Regions from separate parts of the Homo sapiens genome. Here region 1 is linked to region 2. Evidence: chromatin contacts called from ENCODE Hi-C data. All regions are on one chromosome and are shown on one strand. Each heading gives the region's core, a stretch centred on a gene start or an enhancer-like site at or near the end of the contact. The rest is flanking DNA. Distances are from core to core; before and after follow the strand shown.

The links. A loop is a pair of places that touch in the nucleus more often than their neighbours do. Pooled maps may share reads with other maps.
Region 1: a pooled map shows a loop between it and region 2 (2.8-fold over the local background). The contact joins two enhancer-like sites. A Hi-C loop is called at or near these places in 2 of 50 pooled maps.

The regions. Positions count from the first base shown.
Region 1 is chr17:50,816,498-50,819,407 of GRCh38, forward strand. No RefSeq gene overlaps it. Among named protein-coding and RNA genes, the nearest start is that of WFIKKN2, 18 kb to the right of the region's middle. RefSeq lists enhancers at 1,110-1,189, 2,793-2,852. Within about 2 kb of position 1,499, at least 3 of the 41 ENCODE cell types and tissues checked have a DNase peak (open chromatin) inside an H3K27ac peak, as active enhancers do.
Region 2 is chr17:50,481,249-50,484,151 of GRCh38, forward strand. It overlaps RSAD1 (radical S-adenosyl methionine domain containing 1), which reads left to right. Exons shown (of 9, transcript NM_018346.3): 4 at 843-1,208; 5 at 1,395-1,458; 6 at 2,092-2,239; 7 at 2,458-2,512. Among named protein-coding and RNA genes, the nearest start is that of RSAD1, 3.8 kb to the left of the region's middle. RefSeq lists an enhancer at 1,260-1,554. Within about 2 kb of position 1,428, at least 17 of the 41 ENCODE cell types and tissues checked have a DNase peak (open chromatin) inside an H3K27ac peak, as active enhancers do.

The DNA.
Region 1 (2,910 bases), core at 249-2,748, 340 kb after region 2:
ACTGCCCCTGGGCTAAACTTCTATACAGTTGCCTTTGGGTGGCCATTGGTGCCCAAGCCCTGGGCGTCCTCTTAGAGCCAGGGGACCATCTAAGCCTGAGCAATCATATCTGTTCTTTTAATTGCAGTCAAATGCATGTAATGTAAAATTTACCTGAAGTGGTAATTTTAAGTTGTACAGTTCAGTGGCATTTAGTCCATTCACAACATTGTGTGGCCATCACCATGATTTAGTTCTAGAATATCTTCACCATCCCAAAAGGAAACTTGTGACCTATCAGCAGGCCTCCCTACCCAATTCCCTGCTTCCCTCAGCCTGGCAACGATTAACCTGCTTTCTGTCTCTACCTATTTGCCTGTTCTGGACATTTCACATAAATGGAATCAATATGTGGGCTTCTGTGTCTGGCTTCTTTCACGTGGCATAATGTCTTCAAGGCTCATCACGTTGTAGTGTGTATCAGAACTTCCTTCTTTTATAAGGCTGAGTAATATTCCATTGTGTGGATGGACCACATTTCTATATTTGTTCTTGAAGGAAGTGGAAGGGAGTGGAGGCTCCATGGCAGGGCAGGTATATGCCGGGGGCTGGAAAAATTCAACCAGGAGCACAACGATGCCAGCTCCTTGGGGTGTGGCTGGGGGTGCTGCAGCCCCTGAATCATCTGTCAACCCCATCTGTGGTTTCCCACACCGTGGTGAAGGCTTGAGGTGAGTGCTGTAGGGCTGACAGCCACGGGGTCATTACGGGTGAGATTATCCAGCGTCCGAGCTTTCTGCCCTACAGCCCCACATTCTTTATGCCTCAGGCAGCTTCTTCAAACCTCCCCGCGGAGACAGGAGGTCCCCTCCTCGGTCAGGGGAGGGTGAGGGCTCCGTGCCCCACGGTGCCGCGGTCAGCAACACGGGTTGAGCCCACGCGGGGCTCCCCCCAGCAGGGGGCGCTGAGACAAGTCGGGTTCCAGGGGCCTTTCTCCTACCAGGGCTGCTTGTGAATTTCTCCTACTTGGGCTGCTTGTGAATTTCCACCTTGCTGCGGTGTCTTCTTCCTCGGTTTACTTCACACATATTTGAGTGAGGATTACTTGCCCTTGGGGAGTCTGGACGGCTCCCCAATTTTGGGATGCAGCTAGTGCTGTACTGGCCGCCTCATAACCACCCAGGGAGCGTGTGAAAAGGCAAATTCCTGGACATGATCCCAGTGGGACCAGGACAGAGTCCATGAGGCCTCCAGGTGATTCTCATGCCCAGGCTTGGGACTCCACACGGCCCTCCTTCAAGTTCACGATCTGCAGACATCAGGCTTCTGCCTTCTACGCTGCACCGTCTTGCTTGCGGGCTCATCTCTCCTTTTAATCAATCCATTCAGGTGAACCAACCACAGAGAAATGGCTTATTCTATGTTTACACCTGAAAAATATTCATTCATTCATTAGTTCAATAGAACTTTATAGAACGCCCTATGCCAGGCACCAGATATACCTTGGTGAATAAGACACGGTTCCTGCCTTGAGGTCTGGCTGGGGAGGCGTGTCAATACATTCCAATGTGATGAATGCTAGGAAAAGCAAAACGCTACGATCAGCTCAGGGTGGGATCACAGAAGTGGATGCCTGGCTTACCTGGCTCGAATTTGGGGAATCACCAGGAAGAGGTGATTTCTCAGTGGAGACTAGCAGGATGAGCAGGAAAATTCCCCGGGGACAGGAAGTCAGAAAGCAGAGAGCAGTGACAATTCTGGTGGGGGGCGGAGGGAAGCAGAGAACTGAACCAAAACATCATAATTTGGGCATAGGCATTTTAGCATTCTAGATTTTCTTTAAAATTCATGATTCAAGAGATAAAAATATAAGTTTGTTTCTAGATATATGACTAAGGTCTCAAAGAGAACTACTTCCCTAATTAGTCCACTATGGAAAGATGTATTCAGATTATTTACGGATAGGGGAAGGCCCTGCATAACTTCTGTGTCAGTCTCCGGAATGGCTCATATGCAAATGGAGAAGGAATCACTGGATCTGGGTGGATGCCTTCTGGGGAACAGAGTTGTCTTTCGGTGTTCCAGGAGCTGCAGATACAACTTTGAAGGCAGTGGCTCGAAACCCTGGCTGCAAGTAAAAATCACCTGGGAGTTTTTTTTTAATTTTTTATTTTTATTTTTATTATTTTTTTTGAGACGGAGTCTTGTTCTGTCGCCCAGGCTGGAGTACAGTGGCATGATCTCGGCTCACTGTAACCTCTGCCTCTTGGGTTCAAGCGATTCTCCTGCCTCAGCCTCCCGAGTAGCTGGGATTACAGTCATGTGCCACCACACCTGGCTAATTTTTGTTATTTTTAGTGGAGATGGCATTTCACCATGTTGGCCAGGCTGGTCTCGAACTCCTGACCTCAAGTGATCCACCCACCTTGGCCTCCCAAAGTGCTGGGATTACAGGCATGAGTCACTACACGCCTGGCCACCTAGGAGCTTCTTAAATCTACCACACATGGCAACCACTCTGGCAACTGATATATTAACTGTTTGGGGCTAGGGTGCAATGTCTGGGTGGAAGGGGAAGCTTCTGTAAAGGAGATGAAGAAGAAGCTACCAGGGAAGTGGGTAGAAAGCCAGGAGAAAAAAGGTCACAACACAGATGTAGGGGGAGAGTGGTCAGGAAGGAGGATGTGGTCAACAGGTCACAAGCTGCAGAAAGGCAAGAAAACGAGGACTGGTTGTGTCATTTAGGGCCATGGTAGTCACTAGCAGCAGGTGACTTTAGCAGCAGGTGACTTTAGCAGCAGGCTTGTCAGCAAAGTAACGTGTGGGAGGCTGGATCACAGAGTTCAGGAGAATGAGTTCAGGGACTTGGGAGGTGAGAAAATGGAGCCAGGATGCGGACTGACTTGGAAGGTAGAAAGAGGCAGGGCTGTT
Region 2 (2,903 bases), core at 178-2,677:
ATTAGCCAAATTTGAATATGACAATGTATTATGTAATGGTGTTGTGTCAGTGTTGCATTTCCTGAACTCTGTAATTGGATTGCAGTTATGTAAGAGAATGTCCTTGTTCTTTAGGAAATACACACCTAAGTATTTAGAGGTTAGGGAGTATAATATCTATAACTGCTATTCAATATAGTGGCCACTAGCCACAGACTAGTGAGCATTTGAAATGTGGTAAGTTAAGTTTAATTCACTTAAATTTAAATAACCACATGTGGCTACTACCTATCATATTGGACAGTACAGATATGAACATTTCCACCATTGTAGAAAGTTCTTTTGGACAGTGCTGGTTTATAATTTACTGTTAAATGATTCAGCATAATAACAGGTATGTATGTTTAAAGAGAAACAAATATGGACAAATGGTGAATCAAGATGAAGGTTTTTTTTGTGATTTTCTTTCAACTTTTCTATAGGTTAGAATTATTTAAAATTGAAAAGTAAAGTAAATAAAGACTTGATTTTGGAGTCAGACAGTCCTAAATTCCAGGTCGAACTTTGCAACTGTATGGCCTGGACAAGTTACTTAACACCTCTGAACCTCAGTTTTCTCATCTGTAAAATAGAACTAATATTGGAGGGTTACAAAGATTAAATTAGACACTACATAAAGGTGCTTGGCACATAGCGACCCTTCTGTGAATGGCAGCTCTTGGTGCCAGCTTGACCTTCCCCCTCCTGCCTTCCAGCTGCCTGCCACGTGCTGCGTTCTCCCTGTATCTGTGTCTACAATGGGGAGGAGGGTTCTTGTCTCTCTCTGAGCTGCTGGTATGCTTACACCCACCCTCTTTTCCCAGTCCCTAGATGACACTGAGCTCCGGCTGTTGGGACGGACGCACTCGGCCTGCGATGCTCTGCGGACGCTGGCAGAGGCCCGGCGCCTCTTTCCCGGGCGCGTGTCTGTAGACTTGATGCTGGGGCTGCCGGCACAGCAGGTGGGGCCGTGGCTTGGGCAGCTGCAGGAACTGCTGCACCACTGTGATGACCACCTCTCCCTCTACCAGCTGTCCCTGGAGCGGGGCACCGCACTCTTCGCCCAGGTGCAGCGGGGTGCCCTTCCAGCCCCTGACCCGGAGCTCGCAGCTGAGATGTACCAGAGGGGCCGGGCTGTCCTTCGGGAGGCTGGCTTCCACCAGTATGAGGTCTCCAACTTTGCCCGGAATGTAAGTTCTGGGGCTGATGGCTGGAGGTGGAGGATGGGCAGACTGCAGTGTGACCAGGGCGTTGTGACCTTCTGAAGAGAAGGATCCTGGCCGAGATGGTGGGACATTCTAACCTGGGGCCCCTTACCTGAGTCTAAAAATGAGGCCTGCCCTCTTCACTCTGCACTATTTCCTCCCTCCCCGCAGGGGGCGCTCAGTACCCACAATTGGACTTACTGGCAGTGTGGTCAGTACCTTGGCGTTGGGCCTGGTGAGTCCCGTGAACTACAGAAAGGGTGACTCAGGAGAGGAATGTCGTGGCTGTGTGAACTTGGGCCACATTAACCTCTCCAAGCCTCTATTTTCTCATATGTAAAATGTGGCAAAAAATAATACCTCCCTATAGAACTGTTGAGCATGAATTATAAGGGGCTTAATGTTGCACCTTGCACTAGGGTTCTCAGCCTTTAGTGTGTATGAGAATCTCCTGGAGGGCTTGTTAAAACCCAAGCTGCTGGGCCCCACCCTCAGAATTCCCAATTGGACAGGGCTAGAGGAGAGCCCAAGAATTTATATGTCTTGGCATTTTGGGATAGATGATTAAAAAAAAAAGAAAAAGAAAAAAGGGCCTGGTGTCATGTGCCTCTAATCTGAGCTACTTGGGAAGCTGAGGTGGAAAGATCGTTTGACCCCAGGCGTCCAAGACCAGCCTGGGCAGTATAGTGAGACACCACCTCAAAAAAAAAAAAAAAAAAAAGAAAGAAAGAAAGAAAGAAAAGAAAAGAAAAATAATTTATATTTCCAGTATGTTAGAGGCAGTTGCTCCAGGGACCACATGATTTAAATCTGGTAAACACATAGTATTAACAGCCATTAATGTGGGGATGGTTGTTGATGTTGTCAGGGGCCCATGGACGATTTATGCCCCAGGGGGCTGGAGGCCACACCCGGGAGGCTCGGATCCAGACACTGGAGCCTGACAACTGGATGAAGGAGGTGATGCTGTTTGGCCATGGCACCCGGAAGCGTGTCCCCCTGGGCAGGCTGGAGCTGTGAGCATCCAAGGGCACAGGGCTCTCCTCCAGGATCCCCACACCCCAAGACCATGTCTATTTGTATATCTTTTATTTCCTGTCTTGTCCTGGCCCCTGCCTTGCCACATACTGTATGGTCCCTGTTAGCCTCCTCTAAATGCATCCCAGTGTAGAATTTGGAGAATGGGAGGAGCACAGGCCTCCTCTCTAAGACTCCTTGGTGATTTTTCTTTGAGGCTGGAGGAAGTTTTGGCCCTGGGGCTACGCACCGATGTGGGGATCACTCACCAGGTAAGGAGTTAGGATTCTTGCACACCACTCCCTCCTAAAGTCTTGCAGAATCAATGCCCCCTCCCTGCCACCCCCCCCACACACATATACCTCCAATTTCTGTGAGATTGGCAGCTAGAAGTGGGGCCCAGGTCCAGCTGAGGCCTGATGGGCAGAAGCAGTGAGCAGTGGTGCATAGCTAAGAACCCTAGACCAGGGCTGCAGAGACCCAAGTTCCAGCCCTCATTTTACTGCAACCTTGGACACAAATCCTTTCACCTCTCTTAACCTCAATTTTCTGAGCTCTGTGAAGCAATAGATAGATAAAGGGTTTCCACTTGTTTTTAGGGAGCACTGAAACCTCTCATAGGAAGCACAGTAGATAATTATCAAGCAAATCCAGAGCTGCTCT